Linked DNA regions of Homo sapiens: all the other regions are linked to region 1. The links are chromatin contacts, found by Hi-C or POLR2A ChIA-PET in ENCODE. All regions are on one chromosome and are shown on one strand. Each heading gives the region's core, a stretch centred on a gene start or an enhancer-like site at or near the end of the contact. The rest is flanking DNA. Distances are from core to core; before and after follow the strand shown.

What was found. A loop is a pair of places that touch in the nucleus more often than their neighbours do. ChIA-PET counts read pairs that join two places held with the same protein, here RNA polymerase II (POLR2A). Pooled maps may share reads with other maps.
Region 2: a loop to region 1 is called in a map with no recorded cell type, with 5 times the contacts of the local background. The contact joins the enhancer-like site here to the promoter of BMF in region 1. A Hi-C loop is called at or near these places in 2 of 37 single-sample maps with no recorded cell type and 7 of 50 pooled maps.
Region 3: a pooled map shows a loop between it and region 1 (3-fold over the local background). The contact joins the promoter of KNL1 here to the promoter of BMF in region 1. A Hi-C loop is called at or near these places in 6 of 50 pooled maps. POLR2A ChIA-PET finds 5 or more read pairs at or near these places in 3 of 52 experiments (A549, Caco-2 and GM10248).
Region 4: a map of gastrocnemius medialis shows a loop between it and region 1 (3-fold over the local background). The contact joins the promoter of CCDC32 here to the promoter of BMF in region 1. A Hi-C loop is called at or near these places in 2 of 168 maps with a recorded cell type or tissue (B cell and gastrocnemius medialis), 7 of 37 single-sample maps with no recorded cell type and 15 of 50 pooled maps. POLR2A ChIA-PET finds 5 or more read pairs at or near these places in 1 of 52 experiments (activated B cell).

The regions. Positions count from the first base shown.
Region 1 is chr15:40,107,474-40,110,531 of GRCh38, reverse strand. It overlaps BMF (Bcl2 modifying factor), which reads left to right and starts at 1,653. Exons shown (of 5, transcript NM_001003940.2): 1 at 1,653-1,759; 2 at 2,146-2,273. RefSeq lists a silencer at 1,596-1,845 and an enhancer at 2,355-3,050.
Region 2 is chr15:39,623,537-39,626,594 of GRCh38, reverse strand. All of the region lies in intron 10 of FSIP1 (fibrous sheath interacting protein 1), which reads left to right. Among named protein-coding and RNA genes, the nearest start is that of THBS1-IT1, 39 kb to the right of the region's middle. RefSeq lists an enhancer at 2,730-2,819. Within about 2 kb of position 1,659, at least 19 of the 41 ENCODE cell types and tissues checked have a DNase peak (open chromatin) inside an H3K27ac peak, as active enhancers do.
Region 3 is chr15:40,592,607-40,595,664 of GRCh38, reverse strand. KNL1 (kinetochore scaffold 1) reads right to left here and starts at 1,416. Exons shown (of 26, transcript NM_144508.5): 1 at 1,273-1,416. It overlaps TRS-GCT4-2 (tRNA-Ser (anticodon GCT) 4-2), which reads left to right and starts at 1,759; the gene lies at 1,759-1,840. RefSeq lists enhancers at 937-1,256, 1,477-1,696 and a silencer at 1,817-1,866.
Region 4 is chr15:40,563,492-40,566,549 of GRCh38, reverse strand. CCDC32 (coiled-coil domain containing 32) reads left to right here and starts at 1,508. Exons shown (of 4, transcript NM_001080792.4): 1 at 1,508-1,574. RefSeq lists enhancers at 286-580, 1,060-1,109.

The DNA.
Region 1 (3,058 bases), core at 404-2,903:
GAGCACTGCTGAGCCCTACTGCCCCTGGTGGGTCAGGGTTGTTGCAGGACTGGCTCCCTCTCACTGCTCTCTGGACTCATCATTTTATCTTTCCTAAAACTCAGGCTTGGTCAAGTCACTCATCTCCAATAAAATCTTTGCTGCCTCCCCTTTATAAAATACAGATTCTTCAGTCTGGCATTCCAGGGACACCTCTGTAGTCTGACCTGAACCCACCTGCCCATGCCTACCGTTCGTAAATCTCAGTGTGCACCCAATGATCCAGTCACCAAGCCTCCCTCTGCTCCCTGCACAGGTAAGCTCTCCAGCTCAGCACTTCAGTCTGCTACCCTTAGGCCTGGGCTATTCTTTTTTATTTTATTTTATTTTTATTTTTTTGAGACGGAGTCTCATTGTCGCCCAGGCTGGAGTGCGGTGGCGCTATCTCCGCCCACTGCAACCTTCACCTCCTAGGTTCAAGCAATTCTCCTACCTCAGCCTCCCAAGTAGCTGGGATTACAGGCATGCGCCACCACGCCCGCCTGATTTTTGTATTTTTAGTAGAGACAGGGTTTCCCGTGTTGGCCAGGCTGGTCTCCAACCACTGAGCTCAAGTGAACCACCCGCCTCGGCCTCCCAAAGTGTTGGGATTACAGGCGTGAGACATGTGCATCTGGTTTTCCTTATTGAAAAATATTTCCCATTCAATTTAAAAGCTGTCTCCCTGAGGCCTTCTCCAGCCTTTGTATTCTGAATTTTTCTGCATTCCTCAATAGTCATTATCCTTGGAATGAATACAATTCCAATAACTTTTCACTATTTTCAGGGCTACCTCTCCTAGTAGACTGTAAGCTCCTTGAGGGCAGACGCCAGGTTTCTGGCACTCAGCCCAATATCTGGCACAGAGTAGGTGCTCGGTAAATGCCTGTGAAGTAGCCCATAGACTCCCTTACGCGGTCTGCAGGACATGCTGCTCTCCTGGCAGCACCAGCACAGTCTCTAAATGCTGCCATATGCGAGATATGTGTCAACCGCTCAAGCAGCCCCGGCCTTCTTGAGCGCTCCGCTTCTCAGCCAGGTGCTTATTTTGCCAGTGCCCACGCCCAGTCAAGAAGAGGACCTAAGGGCTCCCCTGGATGTGTTTGTTTCAAACACACCTTCAGCTTTGGAGCTGCAGTTTTCTTCCGACCTGCTCGGCAGGCGGGAGGGAGCTTTCCCCTGAGGCTGGGATCCCATAGGGACCCGCACCCTGCACCCTGCACCCACTGGACGCACCAGCCTCATAAAAAAACTCCCCGCCTCCTTCCCCCCTCCCTTTGTGGACGCGCAGCAATTATTCTGCCCATTGCCGTGAAAAAGAAGACAAAAGTTACTTTGGCGCCCCCTCTCCCACACCTAATACAGAGGATTCAGGGACTCTCTGGCGCTTCCAGAGCCTGTGTTAGGGACAGAATCCGCACTGGCGACGGCGCTCCGACTGCGCTTCTGGCGACGGTCGGAATTTTGCTCGGCCCCTTGCAATGTTTCCATGGGAAGGTTCGTACATTCGTGACCGTCCCTGGCAGCGGCCCAGCCCGGGACTTGGCGCTTCACTCGCCATTGGTCAGTCCTCGGCGTGACGCGCAGGGGGGCGGGGCCTCATCAGCTGTTTGCGGGATGCCCCGAGCAGGCGTATTTTGGAAACAATACCGCACCGTGCGGAGTGGCCTCCTCCCGCCCCGGCCTGTGCCCGCCGCCGCCGCCGCCCCTGCCTGCGCCTCCCGCCTCCTGCCGCAGCCCGGTGAGCGCCCGGGTGGCCGCCGGGGGCCGGGCGGAGTTGGATCGCAGCTCCTTGGGGAAGTGGGGAGCGGAGTCGCGCTGCGCACGGGGGCCCGGGAAGGGTTTGGGCTGCGGACGTCTGGGGTGACCATGAAGAACTGGGGCGCTGGGGTGAGGGAACGGGGTGCAGAACCCACAGTTGGGTGCGCTGCTCCAAGAGGGAACTTGGGGGTAGCATTTGGGACTCGAAGGAGTTGGGTCCAGGTAGGCAGGGGAACCTGGGGTGCACTGCTGAGCAGACCTGGGCGCCCGAGAACGGCCCAGCCTCTGGGTCTGACTTTGGGATAGGACAGGAGCTGTGGGGCATCCTGCCTCTCTGCGGAGTCTGAAGGCTCCTCTCCTTAACAGCTGGGCTTTTTCCCTCCTTCCCAATCGAGTCTGGGCGTCCAGCCCCCGAGTGCTCGTCACGCTGGACCCTGGCGCGGAGCCCTGGCATCACGACTCGGAGGCCGAGACTCTCTCCTGGAGTCACCCAGGTCTGGGGTGTGTGTGTGTGTGTGTGTGTGTGTGTGTGTTCCTAGTCACTGTCGAGGATCTGGGTGTCTGACTACTGCCTTCTCCTAAGAGGAGGAGGAGTCTAAGTTCAGCATCCCTCTTCCAGCCCTTAGGGGTTGGGATGGCTGCAGCGGGGCTTGAGTTCCTTTGCTAGGAATAAAGCATTCCCTGGCCCTGTTCTCAGGAAGTGCCCTCCTCCTCCCACCGCTCTGGACATCACCTCTTAAGCTCAGGAGAAAAATTTCACCCTCTCTTAGTTTACCCTTGACCTTGGCCAGCACCCCTCCAGAGGCGCCCACCTACAGGCAAGCCACCTACAGTTTGTGGAGCGTGAGAGGGGTCCCTGGGGCTTGCAGAGCCACACCTTCTGGCTGCACCTCCCCCACTGTCCAGTCCAGGCAAAGGTTGAACTTTGGGGCTTTGCTGGGAGGGGGAGGGGAAGGTGATAGGCTTCAAAGGAAAAACCAAGACAATGACTCGTGCTGGTGATTGGCTTTGAGGGCCCCTTCTTAGGTCAAGATTGCTAGCCTGAGAAGAGGAGGTTGGAGAGCTGGAGGGGAGCCCCTGCCAGGTGACTGGCGGGACAGCACTTGGTCCTTTCATCAGGAAATTTTGTTTCCTGTTGTTAATAAGCTGGAGTGCACCACCTCACCCCCCTCCCCATACACACACACACACACACACACACACACACACACACACACACTTGGGAAACACGGTCCAAAGAACACCACGTGGCTGCTTGCCATCCTAGCAGGCATCTCCT
Region 2 (3,058 bases), core at 410-2,909, 480 kb after region 1:
GGAAACCACCCCTGTGTTCCAATCACCTCCCACTAGATCCCTCCCTCAGCACATGAGGATTACAATTTGAGATAAGATTTGGGTGGGGACACAGAGCCAAACCATATCGCTGACCTACGGGCAGACTGTGCAAGGCCAGGTACTACCTTCCAGGCCATGCCACATCTCCACCTTCTTTCAGCACCAGTACAAGGTGGAGGGTTTTGGATACACTCCCCTGACCTGGCCTTAAATGAACCCCTGTTTGGGAAGATCCTTTACAGACACAGCACCTCCATCTTCAGGCCAGCTCAACACAGAAGACACATGTTGAAGATCCCAGAGACAGAGTTCTGAGGATACCTTCTCTTCAATTGTGAAGTTTAGATGATATCAAGCAAAGTATTTAAAGTTCTAGAGACTCCTGTGGGCATACATAAGTTCTTTAGGTTTCATTTATACCAGATTTCTCCAATGTGACTCATCTATCAGCTGATTTCCTGCAAGAGGGTGAGGTTTAATCTGGATCCATTGGAGGTTAAGGTATTTAAATAGCTAATGGCCTCCTTGACTACTGACCCCATCACAACCTTCCTTGACCCAACTTATCTCTACACAGTAAAAATAGGCATCATCAAACTGAGAGTACAGAAGGCCTTCACCCATGCAAATGATACTCATAACTAATAATAGCCAATAAACAGTCTTGCCAAGCAGTGGGAGCTAGCTGCTCTAAAGTAACAAACTGGATCTACTTCCCGGAGTAGGGGGTGGAGTAGGTTCCAGTTCCCTCGGAGCATGAGAACTACTCAATCAGGGGCCCCTTTTTAGGCTCTTTATGCAAATCTGTGCACCTCATCTCCTGGCCAGGCTTTTTTAGCTGGGAGTTTGGGGCAGAGGTGCCAGGCCCCCTCCAGCTGTAGAGCTGGGCCCCAGACTTGTTTCGGGAAAGGAAGTGATAGACATGTGATAACAGGGCCATTCCGGCGACTTGCTCAGAACAAAGGGCATCTGATCCAAGTGGACTTGCTGTCTCTACTGCTAGAAAACAGCTACTGTTGGCAATCCTCAAATGGTAATTGTCCCACAAAATGAAAACATAAGAGTCCATTTTCACCAGTCACCCTGTTAGAAAGCAAAGTCACCCTGTTAGAAAGCACAGTCTGGCTCTCCTGCCGAGCACCTCCACACTTTTCTGCTTATGTCCCCGGCAAGCCATGTTTCTAGCCCTTTTTCAAATAGTAGGACTTGAGAATCCTACCTCCTGCTTCTAGCTCCCTCGATCCATGCTCATCCCTAACTTACACACTGGGGTCCCGCTGGCAGCCCACCTCTCTCATTCTGGTACATAGAAACAGAAAGCTTGGATCCTTGAAGCCATGGAGCCAGCCCGGGCACCTGGGCCACGGGAGACGAGCCATCACAGAATGCCCAGGGCCACAGCAGCCTCTCACCAGGCAAACCCATAAGGCAAGCCCTGCCTCACCCGGCTGTTTGGGGAAGATGGGTAGCCTAGGCATGGGTGGGGTCTGATTCTGCACGGTGACTTTGCCATGCCAGGCCCCACATAAAAAGGGCTTCCCACACCACCACAACGTTCATGACCTCGCTTCAGAGCTGTTTGCCGTGACCTACTTCACACTCAGTATTATTCTGTCCACTGAGCCTCCTGGCTGCTGACCTGGGAGCTGACTCACTTTCCTGTTTACAGCCTTGCCTCAACCCTCACTCTTGATGGTGGTTTACATAGTTTCTCTGGCAATGATATTTGCTTCCTTTTTGACTAGAGTTCAGATTCTCTTCTGGCCAGACAGCCTCTGACTATTCTGGTGAAAAATATGCCAGATTGTCCCTGGCCCCCAGGACCCTTTGTCCTTGGTTTGGCTTCTTAAGAGCAGTCTACCTGCCGGACTTGCCTTTATATGATTGGGGTAGCCTCAGTGTAAGAGAGGAAGGTGGGAGAATGGAAAAGGGAGGGAAGGAGCTAGGAGAGGAAGGAAGAACAAGCCCTTTTCTCCTATGAATCCTTAGCGCCATTGATACAGACATTAAAATGAACACCAATTATTTTTCCCCCTTGATTTTTAGATGTGTTTAATCCAAAAGAGCTATAGCAAGTGATGTGAGCCTATTGTGAGCATTCAGACTCGATAGTGCTGTTCTGTAGCCTAACTGGAGTGCCTTTATTTTTCTATGCACAGGTAGGTATTTTCTGACAACTAGTTCTACATTTATATCTCAAATAACTCTTCAGTGAGTACCCAGATTTAATGAGATCAGTGAAGTTTGGAAACACTTCCATCATTAATCTTGTAGTTGACTATAGAACTAAATTAAGTGGCAGGTTCCTTCTGATGGTTACGTACTTCATAGTAATTATAGTTCAAAAATATGATATTTTTGAATCCCTGTTCTGTTGATACCTTCTTGTTTGGGAAATCACCTTACCCACAGCCCTGCCAAAACCTTGGGCTTGGATGGTTGTGTTTCTACCATGTGACCCTCAGTTCAGATGTTTGGACCAGTGGTGGACACTTGAACCTGACACAGGCAGTCCATCAACCTGGCCAGTGACCAACCAGGTTATCTTGCTTGAAAATTTAAGCAAAAGAATATAGAGAGCTAAAGGACATAGTCAGTTGTTGGTGGGTGTGATACTCTTACAGAGTCAGTTCATGCTACATAGGCAAGCTGAGGTTGTGAGAAAGCAGAAACCATCAATAAGCAGAGAAAGCTGGTTTGCAGAGAAGAGGATGCATCAGGCAGGCAGTGAGTGAAGAGATGACATGGACCCAGAAAGACAGATGGGGCACATGACTGGTGCCTGGTGGTTTCTCAGCTCTAGACTCTGAAAGGCCAGTCTATACTCTTATTTCCTGCTTGTCGTTGTCCATGAAATGACTTCTTTGATCTTACAGCAAACCTCAACCCTACCACCTCTTTTTTTGACATAAGGGTTTCTGTTCCTTATAGCCAAAAAACCTTGACTAAAATAGACTACTACGGAGGTGTTGCCAGTAGTGGTTGCAATAGAGAGCTATAAACTTATATCTTCGTCATTAAGCAAACGGTGGAATGT
Region 3 (3,058 bases), core at 167-2,666, 490 kb before region 1:
ACAGGAAGCCCTGTTGGACAGCACTGCTTTACTGGCAATATCTAGAGTCAGTATCTTTTACAGTCTATTATTTAACATCGAACACATCATTAATACTACCATTCCAAACATTTTAATTCAATTTACATGTATTTATCATCTTGTAAAGATTTCCAGCCATTCGCAAAGTCAAGAATTATACTGCTTTGACCCTAACCTTTAATTACCAAAATTTTACCACATATTAACTCCCATCTGTAAATCATCTCTCCAACCAACGTCCACCTCAAATGCGGTCTTCTCCACAAATCCATCACCAAAAGCATCAAATAAGCTCTCCCTTTTCCGTGCTCCCACACCACTTTAGAATGTCCTATAATCTTTTACATTCTGTCTTGTATTCTAGTTATTTGTGTATATTAGTTATTTCCCTTTGTAAACCCCTCTAGGTTTGGGAATCATCTGTCCCCGGCCCTATCACAGGATAAGGAACCCAATAAATATCTACAGGATTCGACGGAAGTGAAAACATCAATTTTAATATCTAGACTGGAATAAGCTTCTGCTTTGGTCTTCATCCACATCCTTTATCTGTTAATGCCTATTAAACCTATCTGTAAAATTCCAATCGGCAATACTTTTTCCTCCCTCAAACTTGAGTATTTAAATAAACGTGAAGAATAAGGGCTTAAATCCTGAGGAATAATGAACAGAAGAGGATTTTTAAAAACTAATTTGCGCAGTACTAATATTGACTTCATTTGTTAAGGTTATTATACTTGCAGAAAACGAAAAATCTGTTACGTGCGGCCAGCACTCCGAGCAGACACCTTAAACCACGAAGAGCTGAGAATTTTAAAATCACTCATTGCTGTCACTTCATTTAGAGCCAAAAAAAGCTTAAGTGAGAAATACAAACAGCCGAGAGGTCCCTAGGGAAGAGCGGCAGGGGTGCAAGAAGAGTCCGCGAGCCCTGACAGAGGACGGCAGGGCGGGGCGGAAGAGGACGCCAAGAGAGCGACGGACAAGCAACCCGAGCCGGGTGGCCGGAGGGGCCGAGGTGCAGGCGGAGAAGTGTTAGGGAAGCGGGAGGCGGCACAACGTACAGGCCGAGGAGGGGAAAAAGGGCACAGTGTGCCCGGCCCGGGGCAGGGGCGTCTACTCGGCCCGGCGCTAACGGAGGCCGCCAGGCTGAGGGAGCGTACCCTACCTCCCACCGCAGGAACTTCAGGGCGCCCAGACAAAACCCGAAGCCTTCCCTGAAGCCCAGAACGAAAGAGTCATTCTCTTTACCTGCCGCGGCAAACCTCCTCGACAAATTTTGCGCAGACTTGTTTGGGGTCCACACGCTCTGAGTTTCCTTAGAGCGGAAACAGACAGCCGCCTCTAGCAGTCCGCTCACAACGCCCGGCTCGCCTCAGTGAAGTATTCAAATCTAACCGCCTAGGTGATGCGCACGCGCAAAGCGGCTCTACGCGTCGGCTCCGCCCCTTAGGTTCCAGACCAACCCTATTTCTAAGACTCCTTTAGGGAAACTACTTTCCCAGACTCCGTGCCAATTTTATTTCCTTCAGCTTTATCTCTTTTTCGACCGAATTTCCTCTGCCCCTCCCCAGTGGAGACCTCCCCCACAATCGTGGGAGCGGCCATCTTCTTTCGATTGCTTGCTATGGAAGTGATTGGACTTTGGCTTCCGTACAAAATGGCGGCTTCCATAACATTGCGTCACAGCCCCTTGATATTACTCCCTATAGCAATCAGGAAACAGTAACTTACCGGGACGAGGTGGCCGAGTGGTTAAGGCGATGGACTGCTAATCCATTGTGCTCTGCACGCGTGGGTTCGAATCCCATCCTCGTCGATGTGGTGGCTTACTTTTGCTTGTAACCAAAGTAAATTTGCAGAGCAGAATAAATTTTTTAATAACCAAAGTAAATTTGCAGAGCAGAATAAATTTTTTAATAACCAAAGTAAATTTGCAGAGCGGAAAAACTTGAATACTTATTATTTATTACTCAATTAATCTGGCACCATCAGTTTCAGGCCTGAAATGTTGAAATACAGTATTTGGAACGTTCTGACATCACAGATAAAGAAAAGGGAGGGAAAGAGACTTTCCAGGAATCAGAAATCATGCTGGATTTAATTTCTTTTTATATGGAGTTAACAACAGTGAATAGAATTCCACAATTATTACCATCCCATATGTTCCAATGCTGCTCTGTTCCAACTTTAACACAGCTCCTAACTGAGGAGTTTCAATTATTGTAGACTGTTACTCTGGGGTTTTTAACACCTGTCCTGATTATGAGATACCAGGTTTCACTTCAAAAGCTACCATGAGACACTTTATCCGGTATTTATTATCTACAGGCACCACATGTTTTACATGAATTACATCACTATAACCCTTGATCATGACAAATATTTTTATTACTCCATTTTACAGATGAGGAGACTGAAAGATTAGCTTGCCCGAGGTTATACAGCTTCTAAATTGAAGAAAGGAGAGTGTAACCCAAATCTACTAGACGCTGGCTTAATCACCCTTCTAATCTGTGCTGTAGATTAATAATTAGTATTTATCAATCCTACACTGTGCTGTAGATTAATAATCAGTATTTATCAATCTTTTGCAGTCATGGTTTACAGATTGTCTCCTCCACAAGGCTGTCTGCATTGCACCATGCTCCACAACACGGCCTCTGGCAGGTGCTTCAGCAAGGTTTGGGCACTGAGTATGGAAAGCAGTGGCCCCATTCTCTGCTGGCTCCAGTGGCTTCTTTCTGTTACAGATCCAAATCCGTTGGGAATGTTGATACCTCCTTGGGCTCAGGACATTGAGTCACCCTTCCTTAGCCTTGCTCTCCAATGCATTCTCTACCCTGCTGCTAGGAAGGGTTTCTGCTGGGTTCCACGCATTTCCAAGGGGTCCATGGATAGAATTCAGTGGGTTATTTGGTTCAGAAAAAGATTTCATCCTTATTTCCACACTCCCTAATTGAAAGCACATCCTTCAATAACGGTAAGCAACTAACTACAGTAATATTAACCTTATCCATTATTTTGTCACCAATAG
Region 4 (3,058 bases), core at 259-2,758, 460 kb before region 1:
TGCGCCTCCACGCCCAGTTAATTTTTGTATTTTTAGTAGAAACAGGGTTTCACCATGTTGGCCAGGCTGGTCTCGAACTGCTGATCTCAGGTGATCCACACCCCCTCAGCCTCCCAAAATTCTGGGATTACAGGCATGAGCCACCAAGCCCGGCCAGGAACTGAATTTTAAATTGTATTTTAGCTGGGCGCAGTGGCTCACATCTGTAATCCTAAAACTATGTTGTTTTTGTTGTTGTTGTTTTCTTTTTCTTTCTTTCTTTTTTTTTTTGAGACGGAGTCTTGCTCTGTCACCCAGGCTGGAGTGAGAACTATTTCCTCAGCCAAGTTACTTGGCTACTGATGGTTGGCTGATGTCTTTCATCACGTGTTTCTTGGGAGAGAGTAACTGGTGTTGATCCTGGAAGCTGGGGATGGGGAGGGGTCGATCTCAATGAACAAGCTGGTATCTATCCCCTGAAGGATATCAAAGGTCATCTCCTTTAACAACTACAACAACAAAGCATTCTGACACACACTTCTTATGACCACTCTCTCCTTTATGTACTCTGGCCACACTTCCATCATATACTCTATAATCCTCAACGCCCCCCTCCTTTTTTTTTTTTGAGACAGTCTTGCTCTGTTGCCCAGGTTGGAATGCAGTGGTGCGATCTTGTCTCACTGCAACCTCTGCCTTCCCGGTTCAAGCGATTCTCCTGCCTGAGCCTCCCGAATAGCTAGGATTCCAGGCATGTGCCACCATGCTCAGCTAATTTTTGTACTTTTAGTAGAGACAGAGTTTCACCATGTTTCACCCAGGCTGGTCTCGAACTCCTGACCTCAGGTGATCCACCTGCCTCGGCCTCCTAGAGTACTGGGATTACAGGCGTGAGTCACCGCGCCCGGCTGTCTATCACTGTTTACTGTTATTTGTAAACTTTTATGCCTCCATGGCGGACCCCCTTCCTACACTACTAAGCTGTAAGGATCTCCAGGACTTATATCAAGTCATATGTGTCTTAACTTCACGCTTAACACAATGCTTAGAACACAGCAGGTGCTTGGTATCTATTGACTAAATGAATGAAGGAAAGCTTCATAATTTGATGAATGAGACACGAGTCTCCTGGGAGAGTAAGGAAAGAAGCCGCCGAAGTGCTCTAATTTGGGTAACGAAGGGGTGAAATTTTTAGAAGACAAACACCGACAGAGAAAGTTGTGGAGGAGGTGAACTGGCTCCGGCGACTAGGAAAAGTCAAAAGTCTTGGAAACGACTTCCCTATCCAAGCAGGGACTGGAACCCTGGATCTGCAAGGAATCAACCTGGCCCTCGGGAGGGGAGGGGCAATGCTCAGGGCACGTGACTCCACCGTTTCCCGGCAACCAGAGCCCCGTCCACCGCTCGCCTCTTGCTGCTCCTCACTTCTTCACCACGCTGAGCTCCTCTCGACCAATCGACGCACAGAACATCGTCGGGTGGGAAGGTAGTTGGAGGACTCCTGGGCTCCGTCACTAGGGGACTCCGCCCCTCCCGATTTCCTCCGGGCTACAGGCGACAGAGCTGAGCCAAGCGTTTACTGGGCAGCTGTTACGGTAAGTGAGGAGGGGCTGGGGTGCCCAGCGTTTTGGATCTCCCACTCTGGCCCGGCCCCGGAATACCACATAGAGGCCTTGGGACCTGATTCATCCCGTCCAGACAGCCCTAGAGACCTGAGCGACTGAGGCCTGGGATCTGGACGCCGGAATTTCCTGCGTGGTTCTGGACGCCCTGCCCTGGGGTAAGGGGCCATGCGGGGCTCTGGTGTGAGCAAAGTTTTGGTTTTGGGTGGCTTTAGACGAATTCGGGTTGGGGGTTCACTGTAGCGCTAGACATCAGTTCACCCAGGACCGCCGTGTCATAGCTGTCCCTTTTACTTCCGGCCTTTACGCTGGCTGGGCTCTGTCTCCTGGCATTATTCAGACCTTGCCTCAGGCAGCCTTCCTGATTTCTAAGTCTCCTCTTGAAAGAAGGTGTCAGCCTGTCTCATATGCCTAGATAGTTATAAAAGCCTCCAGGCTCTTTGCGTAGCTTTTCCTACCTGCCCGTGCTTGGGCTGCTTTCGTTATATTTTCCAAACAAGCAGGATGGTATTTGATAAAAACATGGATTCTGGAGCAGCACAGATCTGGTTTTCCTGTCAAGGATTCCCCACATATCAGTAATGTGCCCTAGAGCAAGTTACCCTTCTGAACTTGTTTTTTCATCTGTAAAATGGTGAAAATACCTACCTTTCAGTGATTGTATTAAAATAAGAGCATGAGACATACGGCTGAACTGCATGCGCTGAGCACACAGCCCTTGCATTGTAACAGTACTCTCTGACAGACACTTTTTACCAAGCAGGATCTTCATGTATATGGAACTGTGGAAAGACCTTTAGTCTGTGTTCTGTTGAAAACAGAATTTAGGGGCCGGGCGCGGTGGCTCACGCCTGTAATCCCAGCACTTTGGGAGGCCGAGGCGGGCGGATCACAAGATCAGGAGATCGAGACCACCCTGGCTAAACGGTGAAACCCCGTCTTTACTAAAAAATGCAAAAAATTAGCCGGGCGTGGTGGCGAGTGCCTGTAGTCCCAGCTATTTGGGAGGCTGAGGCAGGAGAATGGCGTGAACCCGGGAGGCGGAGGTTGCAGTGAGCCAAGTTAGCGCCACTGCACTCCAGCCTGGGCGACAGAGCGAGACTCTGTCTCAAAAAAAAAAAAGAAAGAAAGAAAGAAAAAAAAACAGAATTTAATTGACTGGAGATAGAACTGTTGCATTTTGGAGATCTTTGGAGAAAAGTGCAGGCTGGTTGTCCAACCTGGAAATGCCCTACAGATTTGTGTGTGTGTGTGTGTGTGTGTGTGTGTGTTAAAATATATGTAGCATAAAATTGACCATTTTAACTATTTTTGTGTGTATGATTCAGTGGTGTTCACATTGTTGTGCAACCATAACTACCATCCACCTCCAGAACTTTTTCATTTTCCCAAACTGAAACTGTGTACCCATTAAACAGTAATTCCCCATTCTTTCTACCTCCCAGCCCCCAGCTCCC